Regions from separate parts of the Mus musculus genome. Here regions 2 and 3 are each linked to region 1. The links are chromatin loops, found by intact Hi-C in ENCODE. Cell type or tissue: heart. All regions are shown on one strand. Links, peaks and the distances in the headings refer to the core of each region. The heading gives the core; the rest is flanking DNA.

Region 1 (8,079 bases), core at 3,267-5,766:
TATAATAAGAGAGAATTTATTCATGGCTTATTTGATGTGTAGCAATTTAGCTGTTTCCAATTTGGAGGGATGAAGGGATAGATTGTTGGGAAAGGGAATACTCAGCTTGTGCAAGGCCTGAGACTTAATCCTAAGCACCCAAAACAACCCCAAAACAAAATTCATTTGAGTTGGAGAGAGGGCCACACTAAAATACAAAAAGCCATGTCCACAACTCTAGACAGGCTTTAACAGTCTCTGTCTTTCTCGTTGTGCCTGTCTCTCTTTCCTTGCTGTTTAGCACCACTCACAGAGCAAAGACAGTCCAACATGGTGTGTGATCAATTGTTCTGCATATACCCTTGCGCTGTAAAATTTAGATTACAATCCAGATATAATCTGATACCATGACTAGACTGTATTTTCTGTGAGCCTCTTCCAAGCCTCCAAAGATCTCCTCCACCCCCATCTACTTCCATTAGCTGAGGAGGGAGATTTTTCAGTGCTAGAACCATAGAAATGACACTCTTTTTGGCTCCTCCATGTATTAGAAATCTCAGAGAAGATTCACAAGCAATGAACAATGGTGGAAAAAAATAGCCGGAAAGAATTTTTGCCTGCGTATCTTGTATATGTTTTTGATGCACAAGAACATCATGCCTTTTCATTAAATGCATCTCACATATTAAATGGATTTCATTAAATGTATCTGCTAAGATTGTGCAGAAATGCAATCCCAGCACATGGGAGATAGTCATAGGAGAAATGTAAGTTTAGATCACAGTCAATCTGGATCACTGGGGTGGATCCTTTCTGTACAAACCAACAAAATCAAGTAAGGACATCTCCTGGGGACATACAGTAGCATATTTGGCACTTATCATATACTGAAGACTAGTTGTTATCTGAGTAGACTCTAGGAACTAAAAACATATAACACACGTCTGTTTGTTTGTTTGTTTAATGGGTTCTAAATTGAAAATCTGACCAGAAAAATGCTACTTTTATGAGAAAAAAATTTTTTAGATGGGACAAAAATGCATAATCTCTGATGTCTCCAAACAGGGGACCAGCCTGTTTAAAGCCACTTGCAGCTCCAGTTAAGATACTGGGAGGGCAGGCTTGAAGGATTGCGAGTCTTTAGTGCCACAGGGAAAGACTACATTAAAATTTAGGTTTGAGTCAGGCACGGTGAGAAGCCTATAATTCGAGTACAATATAACTGGAAAGACAGTCTTTAACAGATGTTTTGTAATGAAAAAAAATGTTTTTGAAGAGCCTTGCCTTAGAAAGGGCTTCCTCTCAGAGAACCAGCACCCAGTTGTACCGCTCCGAATGGGCAGCACACTTTACCTCTCTGCCAGAACTCTGAAGGGGTAAAAGTTGGGCAACTACTTCTTGGGAAGGAAGACATAATGCTCTAAATGTGTGTGTGTGTGTGTGTGTGTGTGTGTGTGTGTGTGTGTGTGTGTGTGTGTGTGTGTGTGTTCAGAGACAGCGCTTTGCTATACAGTCCTGGCTGGTCTGGAACTTGCTGTGACCTGACAGGCAACCTTTGGGAATTCTCCTGAATCCACTTTTCATGTGCTTGGATTGTAGGCTTCTCACCATGCCTGGCTCAAAGCTAAATTTTTAAAAAGAAGAATAAAAGCCGTCAAAACTAAGGGTGAAATTCCGAAATCAAAGGAACCAACTAAATGCTTGGGACTGGATAACCATTCACTTTCATTACTTCCAGGTAATTAAAGAGTGCGCCCATGCCCAAGATATTTTAATTTAGAACTGCTGTGGTCCTCAAGAGCATGCAAATAAACAAACCCACTCTGCTAAGGACACTGGCCCTGCAGCTCACTCTGATGTTTATGTCTCCAAAAGTTTTTCATGTTGTATAGTCCTGGCTAGTAAACAACCTGAACTGCTCTAGTGGCAAAGGTCAAACTGCAAAATGAAAGGGACTTAAAAAGAAACCGTCCTAGTTAAAGATACAGTACGCGGGGGAAAAAAACAAACAAACAGGGAATAAACTCCTGCTCTGTCCATTTCTGTAAATCAGTAGATCCTGTCCCAGACATAAAATTGGGTTGTTTTTTCCCCCACAAAACAGGTGCTTACATGATTTCTAGAGGACACTGGGAGGAATTTCATACAGTGATCAGGAGAATGTATGTGTCTGAGATCCCAAAAGGTAGCAATAGAGGGGAGCAGTTGAGGTAGGAAGGGAAGGAAGGGGGAATTGAGGGAGCTCTTGGTTTTCCCCAGCTGTTGGAACATATGGTGCCAGGGCTTTTCAAAGATGACAAAGGATGATGAAAAAACTCCTTTCCCCACTAAAGAATGCCTTCCCTACAAATAAAGATAAGTCTTCAGGCTGAAATCCCCTCCCACGGGGAGTAAACAGAGGTCACTAATCTTTTTTCATACTTTGGTAAAAGTAACAGCGCGATTATGAAAGCAACAGAAGAATACAGGGTGTGTGTGCTTAAAAAAAAAATCCCTCCAGGATCAGGCCAGACCCTGGGTGGGACTATCCTATCGGGTTCTCCATATTTCACGTTTTATAGACAGTCTTTTTCCTAAAGGATATACTTTCATTAGGCTATAAATGCTCCAGCAGATGAGAGAGGGAAAGGTGTGTGTGTGTGTGTGTGTGTGTGTGTGTGTGAGACAGAGAGAGAGAGAGAGAGAAAGAGAGAGAGAGAGAGAGAGAGAGAGAGAGAGAGATATCACCAGAGACAGGTGTGATGGTTAAGGAATGCTTGTAGTTTGAGCACTAGGTAGCAACTAGGTAGCATCCTGGTGCAGGGTGTGCCACCTCTCCTGGCAGAGGCCTCCCTTCCTAGTTTTCAGGTTCTCCTGAAATTCCCCAAGTCGTGTGTGTGTGTGTGTGTGTGTGTGTGTGTGTGTGTGTGTTCAAGTTTGTTAAATTGTTAAATTTTATTAGTTGTGTTCTTACTGTTGAAGACTTTTCAGTCCCAGTTACACCTGTATCAGTGAAGTAAAATATTTCAGAGCTGAAGGGACCTAAGTGGGTGTCCCCAACTATGAGTGTCCTTGTCTCCCATTCCTTTGTTTCAGCCTGTAGAAGCCTGAGTCTGTCACTGGAGAATCATCCAGCCTTCCATTGGAGGCCTCCACAGCACGGGTTCGCAGTTAGAGGTCGGTAGCAGTTTAAAAATTATTGTAAAACATCGCCTGGATGATATATAGTCTAGGTCAGATTAGCAATCATATCCGATGTTTAAAACACACCCTGAATTGTGACCCTGTTTCACTAGGGAATTGCACCCAATGGAGAAGAATTGGAGCAATAATTACTTTCTTCTTGGGAAAAAAAATATGTTTCTAAAGAAAGCGTTGGAATCAAGGACGAGTTAGGTAATGTGTATTAAAAAGGCCAGCAAGTCGCTGTCGTTGAAACCCAATCACAGTTCGTAGTTCAAGGCAAACTGCTTTTAATTGACATGGTGTATATTCGCCTGCTCCTCTCAGGGTTGCCCGGGCAGAGACGCCCCAAGAGTATTTATTTCTAGGGTGGAAACAAAACAACCACCCCCGTCTACCGCGTTAAGAGAGCGCTCCAAGATGGACTGCCGGAGAAAGGCTTTTTGACCCGGGTGGAAATTAGTCATATTGACAGACGCGCAGGAAAGGTAAATTACCCGGCGCGCTGACGCTATGCAGAAGCGCTCCGGGATCCGACTGCGCCGCGGCGCGGAGGGGGCCGGCTAGAGGCTCCCAGTTCTTTGCCCCAGATTTCCATCAAGGTTGTTAGCTTCTCTGGACCTGGGGTTTCAATGAGAAGGCGACTAAGCGAGCCCTAATAAGATGCCTGACAGGGGAAAGAAACAAAAATAAAGCAAACAGAAAGAGAGAAAAGATTTACCCTTTCTGAGCTGGGAGGTGAGCAAAGTACAGAGCCAAGAGAAAAAGCTAGCAAGGTCCGCAGAGGAAAGAAAGGGGGAGGAGGCTGCGAGGCACGGACTTCGAAGCTCTCGAGAGCCTAGGCCGCCACTTGGGAGGTCCCGGCCTCAGTCTGGCCAGGCCAACCACATCCCCGGGAGGATCGGAGCTAGGGCGGGTCACAATTACACCTCGGCTCCAGGCGAGGGCTTAAAACCCAAGTGGTGGGGACCGAAGTCTGGAAGCAAGGCCCCCGCGGTCATGGGGTGGGGGAGGCAGGCCCGTGCACAGGAACCTTTTTACAAGACATGTGGGTACAAGAAAACAAAATCAAAATAAACTCCTTTCATCCACCACGGCCAAAGAAAACAAAAGCTGTCTTGTAGAGGAGGTGAGCGGTCGTTTTGAAATTCAGCGTGTTTTGTTTTTATATAAAGAGTTTTTTCGATTTTTTTTAACCCGATAATCGAGGCTGGAATTGTCAGGGGAGGGGAGGAAGAACTTACATTGGCGGAGGTGAGTGGGGTTGGCATCATAGGTTTACCCCTAAGGTACTGCAGCCGTGCTTCTCAGCACAAGCTGGAGCACAAGCTGGAGACTGCTCGCACACCAGATGGCAGCAACATAGGCAGAGTCTGATGGTCCCATCTCATTTCTTTGCAAAAATTAGACTCGAGAAGGGGAACATTGGAAGGCATTTAAAGTGTGACATCTAGACTTGACCAAAGGCTCTAACTCGAAAGATAGTCACGGTGGCCACGGTGGCCACGGTGGTCACCGAGGAACCACTTTTTCCTCATGGCTGTAGGGTTGGGGCCTCCCCATCTATTTCGGGCTTGGATCCTGGGCTCAAAGGAAGGAAAGGATCAACTGCTTGGGCTTTGTTGTCAGGTTGTCGGGGTGAAGAAAGTGATGACCTTTCACGGGCAGCATCCCCACTCTGTAGAGGTGGCCGGTGGCTTCTCCGGACCTTCAGCGTGGCGTGTTATTTTTAGGTTTCTAGGCGCTCCGGAAAGACTCTTCTCCAGAGAGGTTGTGGGAGAAGGGGGCGGGGGTAATAGGGTGTTTAACAAGGCACACTACTTATTATTAAAGCAAAACAGAACAAAATGCACTCTCTAGATTCCTCTCCCGGGTTTCTGATGTTTGGTCTGCAAAAACCACGCCAAGATTCACTTTTAAGAAAACCTTGGGGGGAGGGTGGGTGGGGCCTAGAAACCGCTCTCTGCTGGGCTCGAATCCAGTGCTCTCAACCTTACTTTCCCCTTCTCTTCGGCCACTGCCCCTAGCCCAGAGCTGGCCAGAGTAGCTCTTCCGGAGAAGGACCGAAGGGCCGGGAAAAGGGAAGAATCTCCATCTCCGTTGCTTCTGCAGAGCAAAGGTTTGGAACATTTCTGAAACTACTTTTAAAGAACAGTTTGCAATAAGTTCCTATTTCTACAATACGATTTGCTGGGGGAGTATTGTGTAGAAACTTGGGCTTCCACCCGTCGTCCCCTCTCACCTTGAGGAGGCCTGGGTCCAGTCTGACCTCTCAGGTCGCTGTTCAAATCTCAGCAACGTGCTCTCTTCCTCTTCTTTAGGGTGCTTGGCTCCTGCAGACTCCCTCCCATTCTCTACCGGCACCGACCTCAACGGTAAGACTCAGCCTCCTTTTTTAGGACTCCACACTGCTTCTCCAAAGAACTAAGCTGGCTGGAGTCGAGACAAGGCGCCTTCAGTTTCTTCCTTTATCTCCCGCCCTCCCCGCCCCCAGCTTTTCCTCTCCAGAGTGTGTGACTCATTGGGTCCACCTTGAATTCCCCTAGCGACCCACTGCCTTAGCCCGCATCTCTCTACCCACAGGATTGCCTTGCTTTCCGGGTGCATGTGGGGGGACCTCAGTGCTGGTTCCACCACTTGGTGCCCTGAGCCTGGTAAACAGGGACACTCCCCCCCGCCCCCCCACTCACCGCATCTATGCTCTGAGTGGCCTTCAGGAGTCCAAGATGCACAAAGGAGAGACAGTGCAGAGAGAAGAGGAAGGGAGGGGATGGTGGTGGAGATAAACCCAGCATACACACACGCACACAAAACCAACTTTGGGATTGGACTGTTTCTATTTCAGACGACACGACCTGGATGAATGGAGTATCCGGAGAAGGTTTTTGAAGACGTTTAGGAGGAAGGGTGAGTTTTCTGTTGAGAAACTCAATCTGCCATACAGTAGCGGGCCCCATCTGGGATCTGTCACTGCTGACAGCACCACAGGGCACAGCCGTGATCTTCTGCACAGCCTGCACTCCTCGAAATACCCTCCTTAATCAAAGGATGTCTGCGCGCCGGCGCTCAGCTGACCGCGCCAAAGCAGAGAGGCCTAAGAGTTCCACCCCTCCCGCCCCCTCCCCAGGCTCACAACCTCCCCCAACCCTGTCTTTCCAGAGCATTAATTAAAAGCGGAAAAAAGACAGAGGCTGATGTCATTGCTCTCAGATCATAAACGTAAGAGTCATCCTGTGAGAATCCCTGAAAATGACTTTAATGAATAATTTCAGAGACAGTTATGGCTTTGGGTGATTACTGAGCGAGAATATGAAAACCAGATTTTCAAGGGAAGGCGATGGTCAGGCGGTCTGACCATCTCCACCCCCCATTAAAACCGCATTAGTTTCCCTTCCCAACTACTACTACAAACTTAGATTTTTGTTTCCAGGGTTTTTTCTTTAAAACTAAAGCCACAAGCAACAGAGACACAGACACAGACACACACAGACACACACACACACAGACACACAGACACAGACACACACACACACACACACACACACAGAGAGAGAGAGAGAGAGAGAGAGAGAGAGAGAGAGAGAGAGAGAGAGAGAGCATTTCTGTTTTATCCCAAAGACAAAAATGTCTGTGCCAAGCAACAATAACAATCTATCTTAAAAAGAAGGCCCCGGTGGATGACCATCATTCCTGTCTTTTCAGAAAGGAGGGTTTACCATCATCTTGGGTTAGAATACTATCTTTTCTGGCCTCCTCTAGGCAATACGTTTGATGAAGATTGAACACTCTGGCCTTGAGTAAGTGCATTGTTTGTTTTAAGTGACTTTTAACTGGCTGAGCAGCAAACATCATGGGAACAAATAATATGTTTCTGCAGGTCTCCATGACTTCGGTTATTGGTCACCAATGCTTGAAAGATGGCTTGGTATTATGTAAGGGAATTATATTTTGAAAGACTCCATTTAGTCATAAGAGAAGCATTAGGTTAGTTGGATCCAATGGGTTGTGTATTAAAAATATTATTTGAAGTTGAGTATAATGGTATGTGCCCTTAATCCCAGCATTTGGAAGTCAGAGGCAAGGGGATTGTCATGTTTCGATACTTAGTCTAAATAGAGAGTTTCTGGGTAAGTCTGTACTTTCTTACCAAGGTCCTGTCAGACACACTTTGGAAAACAAAAACTACTCAAGAAAGCAACTGAGGCATTGGTTGGAGGCTAGAATTGTCTACTACTCCATGATCATTATCAGAAAGGCTCAGCTTCCTACGAATCTAGCTTCTTTGGTTGGGGACATACAGGGAGAATCCCTGGGCCAGTGGACCATCTAAATTGACTCCACTCTCATATAATTTCTACCCGGAGCAAGAAAATACTGTAGGTCAGCATAGTGTGGATCTTTGTGGTTTTGAGTGACCTGGTTGAGAAATTGATTGTCTGAGCTAACCAGATTCCAACATTAAGGCAGACCATGAAGAACCCACCTGGCAACACTATTAAACAAAACAAAACAAACAAACAAACCAACCAACCAGGCTCCCTGCTTTTATTTCCTTTGCTTCTCAGCCAGGCCAGAGTCCTGACATCACCAAGGATCAGCTCTTCAGACCATACACTTGATTGTTTTCCCCATTTGCAGAGGATAGAAATGAATGGAAATGGGACACTCAGGGTGACATTTTTCTCTGACTTAGAGGGAATGGCCCCTTCCTAGTCTAGATCACAAGAAGGCAGGAGGAGTTTGTTCCGTAGACTTGCTTCGGGTGGTTGTGAAGAACTCTTGGGAATTCTTGATTCCCGGGCTTGTTTTAATATTCTCGGTTCCCTTACATGGAATTTGACATTATTTGTCTATTCCCTCAAAGAAAGGCCACCTTCTTTATCTCTCAATACAGTGTAGCCTCTGACTGAACAGGCAGTTTGCCCTGTTTGGTACATG
Region 2 (8,079 bases), core at 2,771-5,270, 610 kb after region 1:
CCTTTTAACAGAATAACACCTTTCCAAATTATCTTGCAAATCGTATAACACGTCTTTCTACCATGGTCTAGCATTGAGGTTGTCATTAAAACTTCCTCTGAATTATTAATCATACATAGAAACTAGAAATGCATAGAATTAGGATCCTTATGGAGGACTGATCTATTTAATTTTCTTATTTCTGTTGACATATCTGAAGGAATTAAGGAAACTATGAAATACTGCACCATTAATTTTCTGTTTCCCAACTTTCTATGTATAAAAAGATTGCGCTTTCATTTCAATTTACAGAGAAGTGCCACATTTACAGACACTTAGTTAGACATTCCAAAGTTATAAAATTTCAGCTTAACTCAAAAACTTATATTGTAACCCCAGTAAGTGGAACCATGGAAGTGGTTGCCTGACTGCCAAGAATTAAGAAATACTTTCTCATATCCAAGTTAGTGAAGTGAAAAACTTTAAATCTTTATGATGCCAAGAAATCACCATTATTCTTAGTCGAACTCTAACATTCCAGTTTGCAATTAATAGCCAATCAAAAACAAATTGCTGTGAAATGGCTTGAAAATTGTGTCTGGATGTTTGTTAACAGACAGATACTTGCAAAAGAATTCCTGCACTTTGTTCTCCTATAGCCTAAAATTGGAATAAGTGTGCTAATTCCTCTGTAGTCTCTCGTTCTCAATAATAGCATACAAAACTGCAAGCACTTCTCATTATATTATGATTTTAAAAATTTGTTAGTTTACCCAATTCTGGTCTGAAAACTATTTCTCTAATTAGTGTTGTAGCAAAATTGAACACAGACTGATTTTAATCCTTCATTTATTGATTTTATTTTAATGCTATTACTCTGCGTATGTTGGCTACATTAAACTATTACAGTAAAAATTAAAATGAAAGTCATATGATTTATTTTTCCTTTAAAAGTGTTCAATTGGTCTACTAGAAGTTGAGTGCCAAATACCAGATGTCTGATTTAAAAGAAATTCTGAACAAAAAGAAAAATAAAACCAACCCGTTCATTATTAAGATATTTGAGATTAAATGCCATCCAATAAAAAGGCATGTTCATAGAAAAATACAATTATATGAATACAATTTAATACAGGGAATAAAAATATGTTATATTGGTCATGATTATTTTTAAACTCTCATCTTTGTAGATAAATTTTTGTTAGACAATCATTAAGAATTTTTTATACTTTACAAAGAAAATGACAATAGGTCTTTATCTTTAAACTACAGGTCTCACTGGAAAAACACAATGTAATCAAGATAGTCATTACCAAGTTCCTTTCAATTATTTTTCTTCAAACTTTAGCTGCCTCTATTTACCATCATAATTTCTATCCATTTTCTGGGGAGATCTCCTGAATGGCTCAGGGCAACAGAATGACAGTTTCAAAAGAAAGATCCAGATAAGGGGTTTTGCAGATCACCCAATTTCCCCCAAGTCTTGCTCATTGACTCATCATATCACCAATCCTCAAATATAGTTATTCCATAACTCCAGATTCTTGTCTATATTTTCTCTTCCAAGAATTGTTGCTCTCTTTCCAACGTTAAGGATCTATTCCTCAAAATGATCTTATATAGTGTTTCTGATGTAAGTTCTCTTCTGATTATTCCTCCATCCTGCTGAAATCACATTGCTCTAGTAATCATGGGCTAACAATTCTCAAACATCTTAACTTTCTTCCTGGACACTAGGTTACATCTGCCAATCTCCTTTTCAGTCATGTGATGGTAAGCTGTCCAACTAGCTATCAGCAAGACTTGGTACCTTCTGTGTAAATGACTTTTTCCTCTCTTTCTTTTGTTGGATTTTATTGGCAATATATCAAAAGACACATGCTAGGAGTGACATATGAGATGTTTGTGGATTATGCAGTTGAATGAACCTGCTCCTGACTCTCTCCTTCTCTCCTACTCTATGCTCTCCTGATAATTAACTGATTTTTTTTGTAGCAAGATTGTTCTAGTCCTGATAAAGCATGATTATGATCTCTGTGTTCATTCTTCTATACATTTACTTACTCTAAGTTATCAATTACACCTCAGTCACATTTTAACACAGTAGACAGCTCTAAATTTGCCTCACAGTGACTCCCCTTTTGAGAACCTTCATTCTTAAGGAGAGGTCCTACAACAACTGTAGTCCTGACTCAGCAACCTGTGACTAAATTGGCCAGAGTTGATTCTCTAACTCAAGTTAAGTCTATTAGATTATGTCTCCTAAATGACTATTAAGAATTAGTCCATTAATCTAATACTATAACTGGAGTTTTATACGCATACATGGGAGCAGCTGGTAGCTATATAAGGTTACATTGACTGGAAAAGTCCAACAGGCTATGGGTCAATGATGGAAAAAAACAAAATAGGTGAACTTAAATAGGCCTGAAGTGCTCAAGGATTTCCATGGCTAGTTGTGGTTCTTACTTGAAACCAAAGTGAATTCTGCCATTGTTTTCCAGCAACATCTTGTTGCCTGTTTTGTATAAGCTCCAACAGGATGAGTCTTGTAGCTCAACATATTGTAAATTTAATTAATTATAAGTCTGTCTGCTCTCCACACTCCTAGGAATGTAGTAACTAAAATTAGACACGCACATTTATCATTATATGTGAGACCAGTAGCTAGTGGTCCAATAATTTTGCAAGGTGTGTGTGTAGGACTTCAAAATGTTATCAAATGCTGACCTTTGGCTTGCAAGAGTTAGTGGTGGTTTTCTTTTGAGTTATAGAGTTAATGAGAATGTTTCTTTAACACAAGAACGTCATTCCTTCTTCTATTTCTTGTGTTACTTTACCATTTAAGAAAGTTCAAAAATTTTAATTAGGTTATCAGAAAATTAAGTCGTACCTACCAGTGTCAGAAAAACAGGAATGGATGGGAACCTTGAAGGTTGGGTGATAGCATTGATGGAAGGATGAAGCAGAAGGTTATAAAAGCATAGACAAAGGATGCAGAACTTAGTGGGTAATTATACACAGGTACAATGACCATTGAGGACAGATTTTTAAGGTGGAGTCACTAAAAAATGGTGGTACCATACCAGAATGTTGCTTCAAGGAAAACAACAGAGCTCCCTATTTCTATAATCAGAAAGGCTTGGCTGTCAGCATGCATCACTATAAACTGGAAAGCTTTTGAAAGACTAAGATGTTCCTGCTTCATCCCCAGAGGCTCTAACTAGTCAGGAGTAGATTCTGTGCATCAACAGTTGGAAAAAAATCCATCTCCATGGGGACTTCAGTATCTTGATGGTACTGAAAACAAGCTTTGTTCGAGTGTATGGCCTGCCAGGAAACTGTGCTTACTTTCTAAAAGATATTTCCACTTCAAATAGACTGCAGACAATTTTATAGCTAAGATGATTAATAGCATCAGGTAGAAAACAAAGAGCTTGGGGGGTTGGAAAGAAAGTGAGGCAAAATACCTACTAAGTACCCAGATTTGGTTGTCTGCGAGCCCTGCTTCTAGGGTTAATCTTCTTTGTTAGGACAACTGAGGGTTTGGCTGATGTCTGTGTGGCTGTTCAGTTCCAAGTCTGTTCACTACACTCCATCTCCAGACAAAGCATGTTCAGTGACTTCCTCTTCACCAATACAGTCAACACATCCTGAGGACTCTGACCTCGGCTTTTCTCTTCACTGTTCTGAGATGCAATAAAAGTAATACCATGGTCCAGACAAAGTACCCAAACATAATTAGTAGTTTCTCACTATCCAACTAACTCCACAGATAATGAATGGGCAAATCAGTTGCTACTTAAGATCTAATGGCAAATCTGTCCTTTGACATCTTTTCAAAGAAAGAGAGCAAGAGAGACTTTCTGCACCACTCATTAACCTAAAAGTGAACAGCTAGAACCTACCTCACTCAGTTTCCCCTCACACACATGGTAGACAAAGCATGTGTGACTGAAGCAGAGACCACCAACTGGAAAGAAGTGGAAAATGAACTTCTAGTTTTACTGGGGATTTTCAAACAGATATCCCAAGCCGAGAGAGAGAGAGAGAAAGAGAGAGAGAGAGAGAGAGAGAGAGAGAGAGAGAGAGAGAGAGAGAGAGAGAGAGAGAGAGAGAAAGAGAGAGAGAGATACTAAAGTTGTGTTGAAAGTGTTGGAAAAAACATTATGCCACCTAGTGGTTAAAAAAGCTGATTTCTTTCAATAAAACTAATGTTGCCTTTCATTAGAAAAATCCGACAAATCCACTAATCTCATTGGACTCTTGACTTGAAAAATTACAGAGTGTGTTTTAAATTCTCATCCAGAAGTTCTACTAAGAAAAATGGGGGAAGGCTAAATTTATTATTTCCCTTTTCTACCAGGTGACTTAACTTCCCCAAAGCCCACTTTCCTCCAGAAAACAAACAAACAAACAAACAAACAATCCCTCGAATTCCACATTACACAGTTAGCAGCCTAGGCTATAATAATTACTAGTTTCCAAACTTTGTTTACTACAAATAGAAAGTTTTAATCCTACTCCTGTAGTAAAGGAGTCCATCCATTGTAGCTCCTCGTCACAAAGTCAGTCCACCATGCTGCTTACCCAAAACCTGGTTGTAGAGCATGCTTCTCATACTCTCCATCTTCCTCAATCCCAGATTAGGTTCTGCACTGCAGGGCTTCGTTAGTGAGGATTTTTGCTTTGTTTTCTTTTGTTTTCATTTGATCTTTTATGGACCTCACTTGTGTATCCTTGTAACATTTTCCCAACTTGCATGACACATATTTTCCTTTGCTCTTTGAGACTGGGTAAACCACTCCTCAAAAAGCAAAGGAGGAAGAATAAGTGCTATGTGGCAGTATTTCATAGAATCATAGTGTGATGCCCCGCCCCTTCCCCACTAGTCATGTCTACCCAAGAGTGACCTTGTTGATCAGATTTACAAAAGACATTTAAAACCACAAGTCACTAAGGACTATGCACAATTTACAGTCTCTAAATAAGTATTCTATTGATACCACCAAAAAATAAAATTATTGAGGCTTCTTTAATTCTAAAAGAAAAAGGAAGAGGGTAATATTTTCATCACAAGAATAATGGGAAAGTAGCAGCACTTTTATTTAAAAAAACAAAAAACAACTGTCTTTTAACATGCCAAAATCATCTGTGAAAAGTTCTTTTAGTCAGCTCTATGGTTTTACCTCACAGCCTTGACCTTGACCCCAGAGCATGGCAGTTGCTGGAATGGTATACGGTTTTCTAAAGGGTTTTTGCAGTTCATACAAGAACGTATTTACTGAGAAGCCCGTCTTCAGTCTTAGAGTGTTTTCACTATTGACGACAAAGCATTTCATAGATGAGATTATGCATAAAACTTCGGAATCTTCTCTAGACTAGACTGTTGATAATAAATCAAAAGGGCTGGAGAATGAGATAGTACACATTTTAGCTCTCTGTAAGAACACGGAGCCACTGGGGTTTAGTTATACAGATTATTGCTGACATTTCTCTGATACCAACTTGTGAGATAAACATGCTTATCACTCTAATTATATCTTCGTTCAACTCCCCTTTTGGTCTTCCCCTGATAAGTTTGAAACCACTCACCCCTGCCTTCAGTATGCATACAAGTAAATCCAAAGACTTCTTTTTTCCCTCCGAGCATCCCATAATGGTTTTATTAAAGGATTCAACTCCATATGTGTATATTTATCTTTGCATTTCAATAAACTGTGAGTTACAGGAGGCAGGGAACTCATGTTAAACCCAGGGCTTACTAAAGCAGGCACATAATAGGTATTTACAAACTTTTATTAATCAAATAGTGTGTTAATACAAACAGAAATTATTACCAGTGTTAGGACCAGATGATGTCTCCTTCCAGTGTTTACATGTGGATTCTTAGTAGCAAATGTTCTAGTGGTTCCACTTGGAACTGCACATAAACACTGGTTCTCCTTTCAAAGTGCAGACAGAAAAGTATTCTGTTGTCTGATGATGAACACTTAATAGCCAGGGAGCTACTAGGAAAGTTGCCTTCCTTGAGCTCCGAGGCCAGAATTAGAGGAAGTTCCCTCCTCCTTTTCCTATGTGTTATAGGCCAGTATAAATATTTTAAGTTTCCTTCAAATGTTTTATTCTTTCTCTCTTCACTTATCTTAAGATGATCTTTTAGCATAAAACACTAAAGTCAAACAATTGGAAATAGTAAAATTAATGCCAAAAAACGAGAAAGAAATTATTTTATTGTTGTTGGTGCTCTTACTCTGCCAAAGGTTCACATGGGGGAAATTTTCCAAGAATGATTGAGCTTGCTGCTAGAAGAAACACATCTGTTTCTATAGATGGAGCCAGGAATGGAGGCCAGAGACTTGATCTTAGCATGCTTCTGAATAGAAGGGAGGACTCTGGAGCAATGGGTGGGATGTGGACATGGGTATAAAACCAGTAGTGGAGCTAGGGAGATGGCTCATAAGGCAAAGACATTTCAGTGCAAGGATGGACCTTTGCATAAATCCCTCAGAACATAAGTAAAAGCTGTAATTCCTATGCCAGTATAGGGAGAGGGGAGATAGAGGTAAGTCAATATTTAGGAGTCTGTGGGTTAACTATCCTGGTGTATGCAGAGAAAAAAAAAAAGCCAGCAAGGGTGCCTTATCTTAGATAAGATGGAAAAGCAGCTGATGTCAAACTTTGTCCTTTGACCTCTATATGTGCATATGTATGCATGTGTACACAGATGCAAAGAAATACAGACAGGTAAAGGACAATAGGAAGGGAAGAGAGAGGAAGAGAAGGAGGGGGGAAGGCAGGAGAAGGAAAGGAAGGGGAAAGAGGAAAGAGAAGGGAAGGAGAGGGGAGTGCAGGGAAGGGGAGGGAATAGAGGACTTGGAGTAATGTTTCCCCAACTTTTATTTGAAGCCAACTCTGTGAGTAAAGGGTCTCTGTGATTTAATTGGTTCACTAGACATGAATAAGATACAATGAGCTGGGAAGTACTAATTGAGACATAGACAGGTCTGATACTAAAAGGGACAGGGGAAGCCACTTCACTCTCCTCTCCTTCTTGTTTGCTTTTGTGGATATAGTGAGTTTTAACACTTCAGCTCTTTGGTCATAAAAACACCATTGACTTGAGTAGATTGTGCATACCACAAGGACCACAGCTTGCTTTGCTGTTGGGGCCAAACTTTATCTTTCTACTGTCATCCAAAAATGTTCTTTTACATTATTTATATGTGAAAATATTTTCATGTGAAAAAATTTCAAGTATATTGTGCATGGTAACTCTAGAAGAAATGTAGTATGAAATGTAATTAAATATCAAGGTACTCCCAGAAAGGATTAAGAATTATATTTTTGTGTGTCTGATTATTTTAAGTAATAGTAGCAGTAATTACTATTTACTTAGACTTACATTCAAACTACTATATTGGATTTTTCTTACATATCATCAAATCTCACAAGCATTCTGCAGTACTGAACAGTACTAGTCCAGCTTTTCAGATTTAAAAACAAACAGTTAAGAAAAAATTTCTTGTCTGAAGTCACAGTGCAAGTATTTATGTGCGAGTGCCAGTACTCAAACCCACGTATTTCTTTTTTTTTTCCCATTTTTTATTAGGTATTTAGCTCATTTACAGTTCCAATGCTATACCAAAAGTCCCCCATACCCACCCACCCCCAATCCCCTACCCACCCACTCCCCCTTTTTGGCCCTGGTGTTCCCCTGTACTGGGGCATATAAAGTTTGCGTGTCCAATGGGCCTCTCTTTCCAGTGATGGCCGACTAGGCCATCTTTTGATACATATGCAGCTAGAGTCAAGAGCTCCGGGGTACTGGTTAGTTCATAATGTTGTTCCGCCTATAGGGTTGCAGATCCCTTTAGTTCCTTGGCTACTTTCTCTAGCTCCTCCATTGGGAGCCCTGTGATCCATCCATTAGCTGACTGTGAGCATCCACTTCTGTGTTTGCTAGGCCCCAGCATAGTCTCACAAGAGACAGCTACATCTGGGTCCTTTCGATAAAATCTTGCTAGTGTATGCAATGGTGTCAGCGTTTGGATGCTGATTATGGGGTGGATCCCTGGATATGGAAGTCTCTACATGGAC
Region 3 (8,079 bases), core at 3,058-5,557, 450 kb after region 1:
TGATTGACAGGAACTGGTAAGAGTTTCTCATAAGATATTCAAGACATAGCAATAGACTATCATGTTTTGTGTATGATCTTTAAACAAACAAAAGCAAAATCAGACAAATTGGTTTTGCCTTAAAAAGTATTGACCAAAGAAAACAGTTAAAGAACAAAGAAACAATGTAGAGAGTGGAGGAATATTACAGTTAAAGAACAAAGAAACAATGTAGAGAGTGGAGGAATATTACAGTTAAAGAACAAAGAAACAATGTAGAGAGTGGAGGAATATTACAGTTAAAGAACAAAGAAACAATGTAGAGAGTGGAGGAATATTATCAAATCCCAAAGCACATATAGAAGGGATTATTAGTTGTGGTGTCCCAAGCAAAGAAAGAAAATTATAGTTCACAACAAAACTTATTATTTCATGGGGATATAGATTATAAAAGTTAAGATTACAAAGAGACTAATTTCATCAATGTATTCAGTATGTGTGTGTTGGAATACTACACTGACCGTCTTCAATATGAAAAATTAATACATGCCAATTTTAAATAGAAACCAAATATATTTAGGAATGTATAAATGTATGTCAGAATGGATAAGGGTAAAGAATTTATGAATTAGAGAGAGAGAGAGAGAGAGCGCAGGGTAGGCACTTGGAAAGGGTTGAAGTGAGGGAAGAGAAGAAAAAATGGTGTAGTTATAATTTCCAAAGGTAAAATTATTATAACAAAGAATAACCAAAATTGTATTCTAGATCTTCTTGACAAACCTGCTCCTTCTGTATATTTCCACATCTTCAGAAATAAGAATTTCACCTGCTCAGCTCAAAACTGTGAAAACTATCTTTGGCTCTTCTGTTTCTCTCATATCTAAATTGGACCCATCAGCAAATCATATGGATTCTACTGGTAAAAATACAGTGCTAGTTACTCTAAGTAAGTGGAGCATAAACACAGGTTTGAAAACCAGAGAAGTAAGTTTTTCTCATGTAAGACTTTAAGGAAAAATAGTATTATTTATGTCCCTAGGATAATGGGAAATATGTGTGGTATCTAACACATTTTCCAGAAACAACGAAGAAATAAATTCAGGGCACTCATCTATAGAAGGTTGGCTTATAGGTGTCTCACAGTCCCTCCATCTGTATTTCACTTGACAATGATCTGCAAAGGATGCTTGGAAATGCAGCTTTGAGCTGGTCATTACTATGGCCAGGAAGGAGGAGACGATGTAAGAAAGGGCTACCCGTGTGTGTTTCTAAAATACACCTTCTCTCCAGACTTATGCTGCTTCAACAATTAAACTTCCAGAAGCTTTTTTGTTCTTTACCTAACATCCTAACACAGCCTCCTATCTGGTGTTTACTTTTGTTCCTGATTCCCTGAGTTTCATCACAGCATTACTATTGGTGGTGAGGTCAGCAAGGGCAGGAGACAGTCACATTTTATTCCCTGATTCTTAGAATAATGGAATACTGAGATGGTCTCCTCAATGGCCCAACCTCAATTCTTATTTGTTCTGTAGATACCTATTAAAAAAAAAAACTGTTAGCAAACTTGAATCCTCTCTACTTGGCATTCTTACCTTCTCATTCTTTGCCTTCATCTTTAGGTTCTTAAAGATAGATCTCATGTTTGTGAGCTGAGCTGAGCAGGTAAATTGTTGAGAATTCATACATCTCTGTCGTAGATATGACATACTAACTAGCACTAGATATCTCCACCTCTGGTTCTTAGACCCTTTCAACCCCTTCTTTCTCAATGTTCTCTGCACCTTAGGTAGAAGGGTTTCATTGTAGTTGTACCATTTGTGTTTGGGCACCCCATAGTCACTGACCAGTTGCGGAGCTCTGTCTTCATTTTCTGAAAAAACAAGTTTCTTTGTCAAGAGATGAGAGCTACACTTATTTGTGGGCATAAACATATTTAGAATACAGTTTAAAATGATGTTGGTAGCCGGGCGTGGTGGCGCACGCCTTTAATTCCAGCACTCCGGAGGCAGAGGCAGGCAGATTTCTGAGGTCAAGAGGGCTATACAGAGAAACCCTGTCTCGAAAAACCAAAAAAAAAAAAAAAAAAAAAAAAAACAAAAAACAAACAAACAAAAAAAAACAAAAAACAAAAAACAAAACCAAAACCAAAACCAAAACCGATGTTGGTTTAGGAGAATGGCAGTAGTGGGTTCTCCTGTAGGGTCTATGACTTCTCCAGCTTAGGTTTTCCAGTACCAGGTGTGAATTCCCTCCTATTGATTAGCTAAGTCTAATTAGACAGTTGTTTCCACCAGATGTATGGGTCTCTATAGCCCCACGGGGCTTATCATGCAGAATAAGTCATTGCTGTGCCTCCTAAACTTTACAGATGGATAAAGTTGGCTGCTTTTCTCCATTGGCAATTTGTATAACACCTTCTGATACTATGAGTGCTAGCCCTATAGGGACTTGGGGACTGACTTCAGGTCGGGTCCAGCTCTCTTCCACTGAGTCTGACAAATACAGAGGCAGATGCTCACTGCCAACCGTCGGACTGAGGTAGGACTTTCTCTACCCCAATGCAGGAGGTAGAGAAAGGACTGAAAGAGCTGAAGGGTTTTGTAACCCCAAAGGAAGAACAATATCAATTAAACAGTACTTCCCCACCCCCCCGAGCTCCCAGGGACTAAACCACCAACCAAAGAGTATACATGGAGGGACCCATGGCTACAGACACATGTAGCAGAGAATGGCCTTGCTGGACATCAATGGGAAGAGAGGCCCTTGGTCTTGTGAAGGCTCGATGCCCCAGTGTAGGGGAATTCAAGAGCAGGGAGGCAGGAGTGGGAACACCCTCACAGAAGCAGGGGGAGGGAGCATAGGATAGGGAGCTTCTGGGAGGGGGGACCAGGAAAGGGGATAACATTTGATATGTAAATAAAGAAAATAACCAATAAAAATATTTATCCACTGTTGGGTATATTTAAAAATACCACAATATAATTTTTTAATAACAAAACATTTTTATCATATTCATCAATTTTTTCAAAAGTGTCATTTCAAAAGTCTTATTCTATGATGGACACATCTGGGCACACCCACAAATCTAGTTATTTCTACAAAATCCCCAGCAGTAGTGGCCACAACAAATTCATAACAGCATTTAATTTCACAGAAACTCAATAGAACTTCATTCTGTTGAAATAAAAGTGCAAAAGGTTTCTGGGTGTTGAAAGAATAATTTAGTAGCTCTCGGCAAAGTTTCCACCTCGACACATTTTATACTCGTCATGGAAGGGTTAGTAACACAATTTCATTAAGTTCTAAAATGCTAGCTGAGATGACTATAGCCTAAAGAACAGCAGACTGCTTTAAAATGAGATAGTGCTTATAAAAATACTTTGAGAACTTAAAAGCATCATATAAAATGGAGACTCTGTTTTGGAATCACTTAACTAAAATTTCAAGCGTTGATAAATGAAAAAAAAAAAAAAACCCTATGGAACCTGAAATGCTTTTTGTTTCTGTTTTTAAGCTTGCCTGTGCAAACGCTTTCAATGAACTGACGAAATCTATGCCACCCATTAACACATTGAGATCACTGATACACCAGAAGTGTAAGGCAGGATCAAGCTTTGAGGTCTCCTTGAGCTTATCTCTGAAGAGTGTTTCCTTAACTATTTTGCCACTAAGTAAATGCAAGTTTATTTAGTAGTCTTTCTAAGTTGTGGTAGTTAGAGGAGGATAATTTTTTTTTCCATTTTTATTAGGTATTTAGCTCATTTACATTTCCAATGCTATACCAAAAGTCCCCCTTACCCACCCACCCCCACTTCCCTACCCACCCACTCCCCCCCTTTGGCCCTGGTGTTCCCCTGTACCGGGGCACACAAAGTCTGCGTGTCCAATGGGAAGAGGAGGATAATTTAAAAAGTTCTTTCTCTTTCCAATGATTCTCTTTTCCTAAGGCTACTCTTATAATCTTCTCTTGACTGATTCTCCTTAGAGGTATGGATAGTTTTCATTTAAAGCTTCACTCTTGTAGGAAAAGATATGTACAAAGTGTTCTTATTGGTGGAGCATTTAAGAAACAGTCACACTAAAAAAAAAAAAAAAAAAAGAGTACCCAGTAAAGCTGCTGGATAGCTCTATCTCCCTCTACTGGCTAAACAACTCTACCAGGTTTTGTGTGTTACTAACCTAAAACCCTTCACTCCAGAAACAGGCAGGGAAAGGAAAGAAAGCCACTCACCAAATCCTATGCTAAAGTCTTTATTTACATCATATATACGAATATAAATATACATATCTATTAAGCAACACTCAAAGGAAGACTTACTTCCTTTAAAAAATAGAGAGAGAGAGAGAAAAAAAAAAACAAGACAATTCTTTAATATAGGCACACCGTGTTCTCTGTGCACAGGGCATCGCTTCGTACAAGACAGATATAAAACAAATGAACCCTGAGCTAAAACCTCATCTCACCAAACCTCATGGTTGAGGGCCTGTGTACTGTAAGGACAACATAAAATGAAACCCGGTGTTTTGTCTTTGTGATAAACGACTTATTAGTACAGTTACTGGGAGGATGGAGCGAAGGCAAACCCGAGTTTAGGTATTTTAAGTGGGGATCCAAGTTTTCTTTAAGTTCATAGGTTAAACAGGTAAGTGATTTTACACGTAAGCCCTTCCTTAAAAAAAAAAAGCGGGAGAGGAGGGTTGGGGTGAGGGGGCAAAAAATGATGAAGTCAGTGTCTCACTTAGAGCTGGAAGAGACCTACTTAGAATCCAGGCTCTCTGCAGACTGGCCCCACAGTAAGTGGAACCCTCTGACATGAAGGGCCTGCGGACCAGCAGCTGGGTTCTGTCACCCGGGCTGGGGCGGTCTTGTTAGTGTAGCATGACCCTGGCGCACTCGCATAGATAATACCGGCACCTCTTTTCACTCTAATCTCCTACCCGTCTGAGCAATTCAGCAGGAGATAGGGGCATTAGGGCCATATTATTCCAAACAACATTTAGCTGAATGGTAGCTAAAGATTGTGACAGGGAAAGACAAATTCTCCTGGCCAAATACTTTGCTTCCCAGAAATGTTTCCCGTTTTAGAGCTTTTGGGAAACACACACACACACACACACACACACACACACAATCATTAAAATGGAACCAAGATGGAAATCCACGCCATTCTTAGCTGAACCCACACCAAAACCCTTTTGGATTTCAGACAGAAATTTTAGTCTTTTCTTATGCAACTGCAGACTATGGTAAATAAACACTAAGAAGTGTCAGTTAAACACTAAATGGTGTATTTACATATTTGCACATTTTGTTGATGGTATGCCAGATATTCGCAGACAGACTGCCTTTGCTGTGTGTGTGTCTGAATGCTCACTGCTTGCAGGTATTTGCAATACTACAGGCCAGGACACTGAATGTCCAGGGTAGGGTGGGATGCTGGTGGCAGTGGTGTGTATTCACACAGTGACATAGTAATCCGTGTGTGCCTTTCACAATCCAAAGAAGAGTAAAATCATAAATTCCTCAAATATAACTTTCAGGGCTATAATTGTGGCCCATTATTGTATCTTAAAGTGGGAATCTAAATCAATCAATATATCATATGTCACAAGATATAAGAGCACCCCCAGCTATATTTTCTATCTCTGTTGTATTTTTTTCTTCCAAAATATACAGTGACTGGATTTTGCTGTGATGTTCTAATAATTCAGTTTGTGTTTTAAGTTCTGACAATAGGACTTGTGGGAAAAAAAATAAACCATCTCTCCGGTAATCTGCAGTGCCTGGTGCTCTGAAATGAGATCAGACACTGATCATAGAATGTTCTTTCCTGTGCGGGGGCTTGGCTCACCAAAGGCCAGTTATTCTTTTAGCTGTGTCTGCACTGATCATAACCTCCAGTTATACAGCAAAGTTAACTGAAGCCTGTCTCTCACATACCTTCATGATGTTCACAATACTTATTCCTTAGGAATACTACTAGCAAATTAAAATTTATATTCATAAAATATATACCTATTGTTTACTTTTGAGGAAAGCTGTATAGTACTAGAGAGTTTTCCTGTTTCCTTCCTTTAAACAATCCTAGAATACTTGATTAATACTGGCTACAGTCTCTTCACTGTATTCTACAACTCATATTTCATCATAGCTGTCTCTTGTGAGACTATGCTGGGGCCTAGCAAACACAGAAGTGGATGCTCACAGTCAGCTATTGGATGGATCACAGGGCCCCCAATGGAGGAGCTAGAGAAAGTACCCAAGGAGCTAAAGGGATCTGCAACCCTATAGGTGGAACAACATTATGAACTAACCAGTATCCCGGAGCTCTTGTCTCTAGCTGCATATGTATCAAAAGATGGCCTAGTCGGCCATCACTGGAAAGAGAGGCCCATTGGACTTGCAAACTTTATATGCCCCAGTACAGGGGAACGCCAGGGCCAAAAAGGGGGAATGGGTGGGTAGGGAAGTGTGGGGGAGGTATGGGGGACTTTTGGGATAGCATTGGAAATGTAAATGAGGAAAATACCTAATAAAAAATATAAAAAAAAAGAGAAAAACGTGTTGACTGCTTATCATATTTGTATTATTTTGCTCTATTGGTCAAAGGAAATAATCTCACTGTGGTTCACTCTACTACACAGAAATAATTTGCTTATTGACTCTGTCCTATATGTCTTAATACATTACAAAACATACCTATTTATTCATTCATTCTCATTGAAATGACTTGAGTATGTTTTTATTTATTTTTATTTGAGAATTTAGTATATAATTACTATATTTATATTATTGTACCCCATTTTTTCCCCTTAACTCATGTCTTCTACTCCCCCTCAAATTTGTGATCTCTTTTATAATTATTATTGTTATATATATTCATATATATATATGTATACATATATATATATGTATATGTATGTGTGTGTATTCATTATTGAGTCCATTTAGTGTTCCTTGGTGTTAGTTAGTTGTGCACGTCCTTAGGGTTGCCACTTAGCATTGGATAACTTATGGGGGGGGTCTCCTCCCTGGAGAAAACTAAGTGTCTTCTCTCATCAGTCACTGATTGCCTGTAGCTCTTCATCTACAAGTGGGGGCTTGTGAAACTTCCCCATCCCCACTGGCATGTCAACTGCTATTTTCTTTTCTTTTTCTTTTTTTAAGATTTACTTATTTTATGTATATGAGTACACTGTCACTCTCTTCAGATCCAGCAGAAGAGGGCATCAGATCCCATTACAGATGGTTGTGAGCCACCATGTGGTTGCTGGAAATTAAACTCAGAACTTCTGATAGTGCTCCTAATCACTGAGCCATCTTTCCAGCCTTCAACTGCTATTTTCATTATGCATTTCAACCATATTGTTGAGGTTTCGTGCGTGTGACTTCCTTGCAATGTTTAGGAGACACTGTTGGGAGCCGCCCTCACATTTGCCATTATAAGATGGCGCTGACAGCTGTGTTCTAAGTGGTAAACATAATCTGCACACGTGCAGGGGCAGTTTTCCCGCCATGTGTTCTACCTTTCTCGTGATGACAACTGGGCCGATGGGCTGCAGCCAATCAGGGAGTAATACGTCCTAGGCGGAGGATAATTCTCCTTAAAAGGGACGGGGTTTTGCCATTCTCTTTCTTGCTTTCTTGTTCTTGTTCTTTTTCTTGCTTTCTTGCTCTCTCTTGCTTTCTTGTTCTTGTTCTTTTTCTTGCTTTCTTGCTCTCTCTTGCTCTCTTGCTCTCTTGCTGTCTTGCTCTCTTGCTCCTGAAGATGTAAGCAATAAAGCTTTGCCGCAGAAGATTCCGGTTTGTTGCGTCTTTCCTGGCCGGTCGCGAGAACGCGTGTAAGAGACACAATCTAGTATGAGGTATTCTGATTCTGTGACTCTTAAATCTTTCTGCTTTTCTTCCACAATGGTCCCTGTGCACGTAGGGGTAGGGGTTGCACTGTAGATGCTATGGCGGTTGGAGTTGGGCATCCCATAGTCACTTGACCTTTGCATACTGACTAGCTGTGGATTTCTAGAATAGTTCCAATCTGCTGCACACAGAAAAAAAAAAGAGAAGATTCTTTGATGAGGGATGAGAGTTTAAAATAA

What was found. Hi-C counts contacts between places; a loop is a spot of excess contacts. Peaks named below come from ENCODE experiments on the same cell type or tissue, not always from the same donor. Only the 100,000 strongest peaks of a DNase experiment are listed, where the experiment ranks them.
Region 2: a loop joins it to region 1, with 2.2 times the contacts of the local background. A loop is called at or near these places in 4 of 42 quality-filtered maps.
Region 3: a loop joins it to region 1, with 6 times the contacts of the local background. A loop is called at or near these places in 10 of 42 quality-filtered maps.

What each region holds. Positions count from the first base shown.
Region 1 is chr8:57,329,938-57,338,016 of GRCm38, reverse strand. It overlaps Gm34030 (a long non-coding RNA gene), which reads left to right and starts at 2,877. Exons shown (of 4, transcript XR_378998.4): 1 at 2,877-3,629; 2 at 5,169-5,260; 3 at 5,463-5,516; 4 at 5,987-6,326. Hdnr (Hand2 downstream lncRNA) reads right to left here and starts at 5,582. Exons shown (of 3, transcript NR_131041.1): 1 at 5,384-5,582. RefSeq lists an enhancer at 3,126-4,889. In heart, for the core only: a CTCF peak has its summit at 4,487 (motif pointing right); DNase peaks (open chromatin) are centred at 3,546, 4,056, 4,876, 5,636 and 1 weaker place; H3K4me3 peaks cover 2,500 bases; H3K27ac peaks cover 2,500 bases.
Region 2 is chr8:56,720,899-56,728,977 of GRCm38, reverse strand. No RefSeq gene overlaps it. Among named protein-coding and RNA genes, the nearest start is that of Gm33501, 160 kb to the left of the region's middle. In heart, for the core only: a CTCF peak has its summit at 4,172 (motif pointing left); no DNase peak of the experiment used is centred there.
Region 3 is chr8:56,880,430-56,888,508 of GRCm38, reverse strand. Gm33501 (a long non-coding RNA gene) reads left to right here. Exons shown (of 3, transcript XR_378983.2): 1 at 1-16. Among named protein-coding and RNA genes, the nearest start is that of Gm33501, 4.3 kb to the left of the region's middle. In heart, for the core only: a CTCF peak has its summit at 4,125 (motif pointing left); no DNase peak of the experiment used is centred there; H3K27ac peaks cover 1,159 bases.